Linked DNA regions of Homo sapiens: region 1 is linked to region 2. A link is an interaction called in ENCODE POLR2A ChIA-PET data of the cell type or tissue named here. Cell type or tissue: GM12878. All regions are shown on one strand. Each heading gives the region's core, and the rest is flanking DNA. Links, peaks and the distances in the headings are about the cores only.

The links. Peaks named below come from ENCODE experiments on the same cell type or tissue, not always from the same donor. Only the 100,000 strongest peaks of a DNase experiment are listed, where the experiment ranks them.
Region 1: POLR2A ChIA-PET joins it to region 2 with 5 read pairs; 2 of 35 experiments call an interaction of 5 or more read pairs at or near these places.

The regions. Positions count from the first base shown.
Region 1 is chr20:11,276,046-11,281,108 of GRCh38, reverse strand. No RefSeq gene overlaps it. Among named protein-coding and RNA genes, the nearest start is that of LINC02871, 250 kb to the right of the region's middle. In GM12878, for the core only: no CTCF peak of the experiment used is centred there; no DNase peak of the experiment used is centred there.
Region 2 is chr20:11,509,516-11,514,578 of GRCh38, reverse strand. No RefSeq gene overlaps it. Among named protein-coding and RNA genes, the nearest start is that of LINC00687, 360 kb to the left of the region's middle. In GM12878, for the core only: no CTCF peak of the experiment used is centred there; a DNase peak (open chromatin) is centred at 2,516.

The DNA.
Region 1 (5,063 bases), core at 459-4,458, 230 kb after region 2:
CAATCTTATTTCATCTGAAGTAATTATTCAATTAATATGCTTGAACAAATGGAAAAAATGGAGGAATGCATTAAAGCAAGAGTTATACACTGTTTTAAAGTTTGCAAAACATTTTCCAATACATATCTTAATTTAAAACCAAAAGTAACATTGGGAAGAAGATTATTCCCATTTTTCCAATAAAGAAACTAGGGGTTAGGAGTTTACACATCAAAGCTAAGAGGCCTGTGGCAGAGAGGATAAGAGCATGACTATGAAGCTATCCTGTCTGAGTTTGAATCCTAATATCTTTACTACACATAATGTAACTTAGGCAAGTTACCTGACTCCTCTATGCCTTAGTTTCTTCATCTATAAAATGAATACAGAACAGTAACTTCCTCACAGTGTTGCTCTGAGGATTAAATAATATATGAAAAGCTTAAAACAGTATCTGGCACATAGTTTTCTGAGAGGGGTACTGACTACAAAGCTAGTACTCTTGTTACTACACTACAATAGAATCTTAACTACTGCTTCCAATGTTCCTAAAGAAAAACAGACACTGAGTATCAAACAACCAACTCATAAAGATTTTTTGGAACAAAACCGTAGGCATTGAATAAAAATGATTAACTGAGTCCATAATACCTACCAAGTACTATATTAGTTTTATGAGAAATAATGCTATGATATCTTGTTTTCTTTTTTTTTCCCACTCTGTCACCAGGCTGGACTGCAGTGGCACCATCTTGGCTCACTGCAATCTCTGCCTCCCAGGTTCAAGCGATTCTCCTGCCTCAGCCTCCAGTGTAACTGGGATTACAGGCATGTGCCACCACAGCAAGCTAATTTTTGTATTTTTAGTAGAGATGGGGTTTCACCATGTTGGCCATGATGGTCTCGATATCCTGACCTTGTGTTCTGCTCAACTTGGCCTCACAAAGTGCTGGGATTACAGGCGTGAGCCACCGTGCCCAGCCCCTTATTTTTTTTTTAATGTTGTGAGAGAGGCTAGTGGGGAAAATCACCTTCACATGAGGAACTAAGATAAAAACATAGAATGCAACCATTCCACAAATAGGCAGAGCTCCTCGCCCCCATGCTTGTATATACAAGCGTGGATATATACACTTGTGTATACATGCTTGTATATACAAGAGAGGATCAGGAGGGCTGTGCTGCAGGTGGTGGCAACTTTTAGTGCTATATAGGGTGATCTGAGCAAGCCTCACAAAGAAACTAATATTTGAGTGAAGCCATGGAGGTGAGGATTTACCCAAGTGGCTGTTTGTGAGACCACGAAGTATTTATTTATACCCTGAGTAGTCCTCTTTTCTTCAATCTGGGCTGATTTGTAACTGACTATTTTTCTCTTTTTATTGTAGTGAAATTCACATGAATTAAAATTGACCATTTAAAAGTGAGTAATTAGTACTTTCACAATGTTGTGCAATCATTACCCCATCTAGTTCCAAAAGAATTTCTTCACCCCCAAAAGGAAAGCCCCTACCCATTAAGCAGTTATTTCTATTTCCTCTTACCCCTTCTCCAGCCCCTGACAACCACCAGTCTGCTCACAACCAAAAGCTAGAAACAATGCAAGTGAGCATCAACAGAAAAATGGAATAACAAATCATGGCGTATCCATACAATGGAATATTATTCACCAATAAAAAGAAATGAAGTACTGAGACATACTAGAATATGAATGAATCTTACAAACTTTGCATTACATGATTGATTTGGGACCAATTCAGTGTGGTGCAAGGGGATGCCATGGACTGTTAGAGGCAGGTCAGGAGGAGCCTGGCAGCCTCTGCAAAGGGCACTTGAAGCTCTCACTGATGGGGGATCCTGAGCTTCCAGGTAACAAGGAAAACTACCATGAGACTGCCATGCTGGGAGGAAACTCATACTAGCCATATGGAGAAGGGGCTGGAAAAAAGGGACCCCCAGCAAGCTCCCAATAGTTCAGCCATCCCAGTTTAGGTGTCAGAAATGTGAGCAGGACAGCTGTTTTGAATATTCAACCTCTAGAAGATACTTCACGGAGAAGAAAAGAGGAAACTCAGTGACAGCCAGAAATGAGGCTCAAGGCATGGCCCCAGGGTAGACATTCCAGGCATCTGTAATTATCTAAGCCATCCCAACTCAGGTTCCAGCAACAATAAATAAGTAGATGGATAGCTAGGTAGATGGATAGATAGATGATTAATGATAGCATATTAGAGACTGATAAAGTGGCATGAAAACAAGCAAACAAGACCAGGGTAAGGAGGATCAGGAGGTCTGTTTTGTAGGTGGTGGCAACTTGCAGTGCTACATAGGGTGATATGAGCAAGCCTCACAGAGAAGGTGATATTTGAGTGAAGCCATGGAAGTGAGGGAGTTATCCAAGCGGCTGTTTGTGAGAAAAAATATTTTAGGCAAACAGAACTAGTGCAAAAGTCCTTAGTGGGAGAATGACTGGCATATTTGCAAAAGAGCAAGGGGGCCAGCCAGGTTGGCTACAGCAGAGAGTAGGGGATAGAGGATGTCATAGAAGTGCACCAGGCTACATGGGGCCCTGAGGCCCTGAGGCCCAAGGATGGTGGCCTTTTTTCTGAGTGAAATGAAGAATTCCTGTGGACTTTTAAGAAGAAGAGCTATATGATCGAACTCATATGTTAAATGGATCTCTCTGCCTACTTGGCTAGGGGTACACTAAAGGGGAATAAGGGAAGAAATGAAGACCACTTAGAAACCTATTATAATGATCCAGATGAGAAAGATGGGGGTTGGACCAGGGAGGTGACAGCAGAGGTCATGAAAAATGATGGATACTGGATATTTTGAAATGGAAAGCACCAATGGTTTTCATACAGACTGGACGTGGTGAGCTATGAGAGGAGGAGGGGGTTTGAGGTATTTATTCTTCAAGGGTTTTAGCCTGAATAATTGGAACGATGAAGTCATCAATGAGATGGGAAAATTAGGAGGGAGCAAGTGGGGTAGGGATGATCAGGTCTATTTTTGGACATGTGAAATGTGAAACGTCTGTTAAATCTCTGAGTGAAGTGTCAAGGAGAGAGAGGTTTCAGCTGGAAATGAAAATGTGGGTATTTAAACACATGTGACTGGGTGAGATGAGCAAGGGAGAGAAGGAAGAGGCCAAGGACAGAGTCCTGGGAGACTGTGACATCACAGGTGGGGGAAACGATGCCAGAGACAGAGGAGTAACCAGGGAGGTGGAGGAGAGCTGAACATTTGGGCAAGAGGAAATTAAACTTGGGGAGGATATGAGGTGCTGGAGGAGATCCTGCACATAGCAGGTGCCACTTGAGTGTGTTTTGAGGCAAAAGTGGAGGTTTTACAAAGGGATTTGCATGGGCAGAGGGAAGCCCAGTTAAAAGACAAGATGGAGCCAAGTGCAGAGATGTAAAAATAAATGATTGGTTCACAAATAGTCCGATGTAAATTAAGGGCAAGGTGGATGTCAGGATAGAGTAAAAAAATGCTAATGGAGACCTAAATAATTGTCAAATTATGAAGGAATTTGAATTTCTAACTGAGGAGCCAATAAGAATTTTTGAGGAGAGAAAGTGCATGATTTAAACAATGTTTTAACAGCACTTTCTTGTTGCAGGGTTATACTTAAGCAGTGGAGTGAATGGCCTGCTATCATTAAAGCAGCTTGCCTTCAAAATAAAATAAAATAAAGTAAAATAAAATAAAATAAAATAAAACAAAGTAAAATAAAGTAAAATAAAGTAAAATAAAATAAAATAAAATAAAATAAAATAAAATAAAATAAAATAAAATAAAATAAAATAAAATAGAGTAGGAGGTCCCAGTAACCCATATGGAAACTACAGAGTGGGGACAAACAAGCCTCTGAGCTGAGCACAGGGCATTACTGGGTCTCAGCTGAGCATAGGGCATTATGGGTTAAGTCGTTCCAGTCTCCACACACAGTGTCTGGAATTGTGGATCTGTGAAAGCTTTTAACAACTGGTCCCGGGACAAAACTAAACCAATGAGCTAATAAAAAGGAAACGAAGTAGTGGAGGGTAGTGGGAGGGGTGATAATTTTTCAAGAAAACCTCCAAATTAGTATTTTGCAAATGTAGTTAAAGTGGAAGAAACCTTTTTTTGAGTCAAAATTCATAAATTAAATTCCAAGACTCTGCTTGAGGGGACTCTGGGGCAGCCCCAAACTTCTTCCACCCACCCCCTACTCCCTGCAGCACCTGAAGCATGCCCCAGATCCCTGAGGCTCTGCAGACCCCAGCTCAAATCTCCATTCAGTAGAAAATCAATGTCAAAGAGCTTTTCCCAGGTCTTTCAGATAGTAGAATTATATGTGAAAAAGTCACCTGGCAATGTTAGTTTACGTTCAAAACCTCAAAGGAAAGACATTGAGAAACCAATACAAATGAGAAAAAAAAAAAAAAACAACCTTAATTCAAACAAAAACAGCAAGCCCTGAAATCTAAATTCTAAGGCAGAGTGTAAATGAATGTCTAAATGCAACAGAAACATAGTTTTTATTATAAATGTCCACATGAATTGCCAGCTTTAAATAAACCATATATATATGTATACAAATTTGTATAAGGAGAATAATCAACTAATAATTTACTTTGTGACAATGTGGGATTTTTATAAATGTGTTGGTTATTTCTTTGTACAACTCGACTAAAGAATTTACTGAGAATTCTTTACATGCAGGCTCCCTTGCTATATCAGCAATTACTAAATTTCCAAGCATTGAATCCACAATCAATAATTCAGAAAAACTCAGAATGCCTTCATCAGGGCTAAGCCATGCTATATAGCTAGTATTTTAAAGATACAACTTTAAGCCTAATTTGTTTAAAAGAGTTTATTGCTTATAGACTTAATTTTTCCATGGGGGAAAAGAAAGAGAGCCCTGAATATAGAAATGACAATCATTAAAAAAGAAAAAAGAAAGAAGAAAAGAAAGATGAGAGAAAGAGAAAAAAGAAAAAAAGAGAGAGAGAAAGAAAGAGAGAGAGAGAAAGACAGACAAAGGAGAGAGGAAAGGAGGGAGGGAGAGAGAGAAGATGGAAAGAAGGAAG
Region 2 (5,063 bases), core at 608-4,607:
ACTATAACCACATACAGATAAGCAACTGAAAATCTCCATGCAGTCTTCTAGATCTGACATGACAAACTCAGTTTTGGAAAAGTTTTTCCTTCAATTTTGATGTTGCCTGAAGTGCGTGTTCCTTTTAGTGTGTTGATTTCCTATGGAATCACACCGCGACAGAGAGGGGTATGTTCTCTTCCCAGGTGATTGTTTTACTAATACTACACTTAACCATTTCTGTGTAATCTTATGTCTACTCTGTTCTTTTCTGCCCCAGAGATAAGATCACTAAGGTCTAAGATGTCAGAAACTAATGACAGGCAGCTCTAGTTTCTTAATCTCTTTTTGGGTTACCCCACCAACATCTCTTATGAAACAAATCCTCCTCCCCCTCTCCCCTCTCCCCTCCTCTCTTTCCACGGTCTCCCTCTGATGCCGAGCCAAAGCTGGACTGTACTGCTGCCATCTCGGCTCACTGCAACCTCCCTGCCTGATTCTCCTGCCTCAGCCTGCCGAGTGCCTGCGATTACAGGCACGCGCCGCCACGCCTGACTGGTTTTCGTATTTTTTTGGTGGAGATGGGGTTTCGCTGTGTTGGCCGGGCTGGTCTCCAGCTCCTAACCGCGAGTGATCCGCCAGCCTCGGCCTCCCGAGGTGCTGGGATTGCAGACGGAGTCTCGTTCACTCAGTGCTCAATGTTGCCCAGGCTGGAGTGCAGTGGCGTGATCTCGGCTAGCTACAACCTCCACCTCCCAGCCGCCTGCCTTGGCCTCCCAAAGTGCCGAGATTGCAGCCTCTGCCCGGCCGCCACCCCGTCTGGGAAGTGAGGAGCATCTCTGCCTGGCCACCCATCGTCTGGGATGTGAGGAGCCCCTCTGCCCGGCTGTCCAGTCTGGGAAGTGAGGAGCGCCTCTTCCCGGCCGACATCCCGTCTAGGAAGTGAGGAGCGTCTCTGCCCGGCCGCCCATCATCTGAGATGTGGGGAGCGCCTCTGCCCGGCCGCGACCCCGTCTGGGAGGTGAGGAGCGTCTCCGCCCGGCAGCCGCCCCATCTGAGAAGTGAGGAGCCCCTCCGCCTGGCAGCCGCCCCACCTGAGAAGTGAGGAGCCCCTCCGCCCGGCAGCCGCCCCGTCTGGGAAGTGAGGAGCGTCTCCGCCCGGCAGCCGCCCTGTCCGGGAGGGAGGTGGGGGGTCAGCCCCCGCCCGGCCAGCCGCCCCGTCCGGGAGGGAGGTGGGGGGCGCCTCTGCCCGGCCACCACCCCATCTGGGAGGTGTACCCAACAGCTCATTGAGAACGGGCCATGATGACGATGGCGGTTTTGTGGAATAGAAAAGGGGGAAAGGTGGGGAGAGGATGGAGAAATCAGATTGTTGCTGTGTCTGTGTAGAAAGAAGTAGACATGGGAGACTTCATTTTGTTCTGTACTAAGAAAGATTCTTCTGCCTTGGGATGCTGTTGATCTATGACCTTACCCCCAACCCTGTGCTCTCTGAAACATGTGCTATGTCCACTCAGGGTTAAATGGATTAAGGGAGGTGCAAGATGTGCTTTGTTAAACAGATGCTTGAAGGCAGCATGCTCCTTAAGAGTCATCACCACTCCCTAATCTCAAGTACCCAGGGACACAAACACCGCGGAAGGCCGCAGGGTCCTCTGCCTAGGAAAACCAGAGACCTTTGTTCACTTGTTTATCTGCTGACCTTCCCTCCACTATTGTCCTATGACCCTGCCAAATCCCCGTCTGCGAGAAACACCCAAGAATGATCAATAAAAAACTAAATAAATAAATTTAAAAAAAAAAGATTTCCAAAAAAAAAAAAAGAAACAAATCCATACAACAATAGGACCAGCTGCCAAAAAAAAAAAAAAAGCTAAATATAGCAGAAGTGGCTATGTTGGTTTAGAACTTAAAAGGGTATGTGAGTGTGGGTGTGTATAAGTGTCCATTTTTTAGCTGATTTGAAAAATCACTTAGCCTATTGATGAATCACAAAAACCAAAGAAATAATTTGTGTGAGAAAATTTTTATTTATTTTCCTGAATCTTTTAAAGATTTAGGCCAAGAGTACCTATAAAATAATGGAGTTTTTACTGGATCCTTTAGTGGACTCAGCCTCCTGCGTATTATCTGAGTGGTGCTTTGGGAAAAAGAATAGCATCTTGTACTTTTGTGGAAACCTTCAACTATGATTTGTGAATTGAACTCTCTCTCTCTCTCTGTATATATATTAAACATAATACATGTCTCAGGGACACAGGCATGGTCTTCTTCCAAGTCAATTTCTGAGAAAATTCACGTTAAAGTGAAAGGCTACAGCTGAAACCCCCACATGACAAAGTTGTACTAGGATGAAGTGGGGTAGCGTTGGCGTTGAGCTTGCAAATGGAACAAGCAGCCCTTGCTTTAGCATTCGTATGATTCTCTCTGCCTGTGTACTCTGTCCTATGTGCCAAACTGTTTCCCCCAACATTTTCATTCTTTCACTACACGAGGCACAATCTTATCTTGGTTCCTACGTTCCTAGTTGCCTAGTTACAGTGGTTCTCAAACTCTGTGGTTCATTAGAGTCACATGGAGAGTCATTTATGTGCCAGTGGCCAGGGCCCTGCCTCCTGAAAACTCTGAATCTCAGTAGCTCGGGCTGAGCATCTGTAGTCTAATATGCTTCCCAGGTGATTCAAAGTTTCATTAGAGTCACAAATGGATGATGAAATAAAAACGCCTAATGTTAATGAGTAAGTCTGATCTGTTGTACAAGAACAAAAATAAAGAATAGGGGAAAGGGTAAAACTGCAAAATATTATGCTGAAAATTTTCAGAATCAATGAAAGGCAAACATATACAAATACAAGAATTGAACACTTTGAAAAGCAGCCAGACAGAAAAGTCACCAACAAAGGAATACAAATTATACTGATAATGACTATTATTCATTAGCAGCCCTGAAAACCAGAAGATGTAATAGTATCTTCAAACTGCTCAGAGAAAATAACTTCAACATAGAAAAAAAGATCTTTCAGTAAGAAACGCAAGATAAAAACACTTTTAGATTGAGAGAGATAGGAAGAAAAAGAATTGATCACAAGTAGATCTATACTAATCAAGCAAACAAAATTAACAATGCAAATGAAAGGACTGAGCAATAAAATTAACTGGGGTTTTCTTCCCATATATATGTAAATATGTAATTTTATGCTAAAAAATTAGGAAACAAATATCTTTAAAAATGACCAAGTGCTTGGTCATTATTCAAGTAATAAATTTCAAAGATTTTGCTTTATACTGATCTCCATATTTAGTCATGATGTAATTAAAATAGAAATCAATGGAAACATAAACCAAATATTTTTATATATTTTAAGTCATAAAAAACACTATAAATTTTCTTCTTTAATTTTTAAGTTTTTGTGTGTACATAGTAGGTGTATATATTTAAGGAGTACATCAATTTTTTTTTAATAGAGCCATGCAATGTGTAATAATCACATCATGGAAAATGATGTTTCCATCCCCTCAAGCATTTACCTTTTGTGTTACAAGCAATCCAGTTACACTCTTTTAGTTATTTTTGAATGTACAATTAAATAATTATTGACTCTAGTCACCCTGTTGTGCTATTACTAGGTTTTATTCATTCTTACTATTTATTTTTAGTGGCCATTAACCATCCCCATTTCTCCCACATACTCCTGCTGCCCTTCCCAGGCTCTAGTAACCATCCTTCTACTATCTATCTCCATGAGTTCAATTGTTTTGATTTTTAGATCCCACAAATAATTGAGAATATGCGATATTTGTCTTTCTGTGTCTGGCTTATTTCACTTAACATAATAACCTCCAGTTCCATCCTTGTTGTTGCAGATGACAGAATCTTATTTTTTCCTATGTGGGAATAGTACTGCATTGTGTATACAGTAAACAATGTACCACATTTTCTTTATACATTCATTTGTTGGTGGACATTTAGGTTGCTTCCAAATTTTGGCTATTGTGAACGGAGCTGCAACAAACATGGAAGTGCAGATATGTCTTCAATGTACTGATTTCCTTTCTTTTGGGTATATGCCCAGCAGTGGGATTGCTGGATTGTATGGTAGCTCTACTTTTAGTTTAGTTTTTTTGTTTTTTTGTGTTTTTTTTGAGGAAACTCTAAACTATCCTACAGAGTAGTTCTACTAATTTACATTCCTACCAACAGTGTATGAGGACTCCCTTTTCTCAACATCTTCACCCACATTTGGTATTGCTTGTCTTTTGGATAAAAGCCATTTTAACTGGGGTGAGGTGATGTCTCATTGTAGTTTTGATTTGCATTTCTCTGATAATCAATGATGCTGAGCACCTTCTAGTGTGCCTGTTTGCCATTTGTGTGTCTTCTTTTGAGAAATGTCTATTCAAATCTTTTGCTAATTTTTAAATCAGAGTATTTGATTTTTTCCTATAAAGTTGTTTGAGCTCCTTATATATTCTGGTTGTTAATACCCTGTCAGATGGATAGTTTGCAAATATTCTCTCTCATTCTGTGGGTTGTCTTTTCACTTTGTTGATTGTTTCCTTTGCTGTGCAGAAGCATATTAACTTGGTGTGATCTCATTTGTACATTGCTTTGGTTGCCTGGGCTTGTAGGGTATTGCTCAAGAAATTTTTTCCAAAGCAATGTCCTGGAGTGTTTCCCCAATGTTTTCATTGAGTAGTTTTATAATTTGAGGTCTTAAATTTCAGTCTTTAATCTACTTTGATTTGACTTTTATATATGACAAGAGATGGGGGTCAAGTTTCATTCTTCTGAATGTGGGTGTCCAGTTTTCCTAGCACCATTTATTGAAGGGACCGTCTTTTTCCCAGTGTATGTTCTCAGCACCTTTGTCAAAAATAAGTAAACTATAGGTGTGTGGATTTGTTTCTGGGTTCTCTATTCTGATCCATTGGTCTGTGTGTCTGTTTTTATGCCAGTGCCATGCTGTTTTGGTTCTATAGCTCTATAATATAATTTCAAGTCATGTAATGTGATTCCTCCAGTTTTGTTCTTCTTGCTCAGGAGAAGTTTGGCAACTCTGGTCTTTTGTGATTCCATATAAATT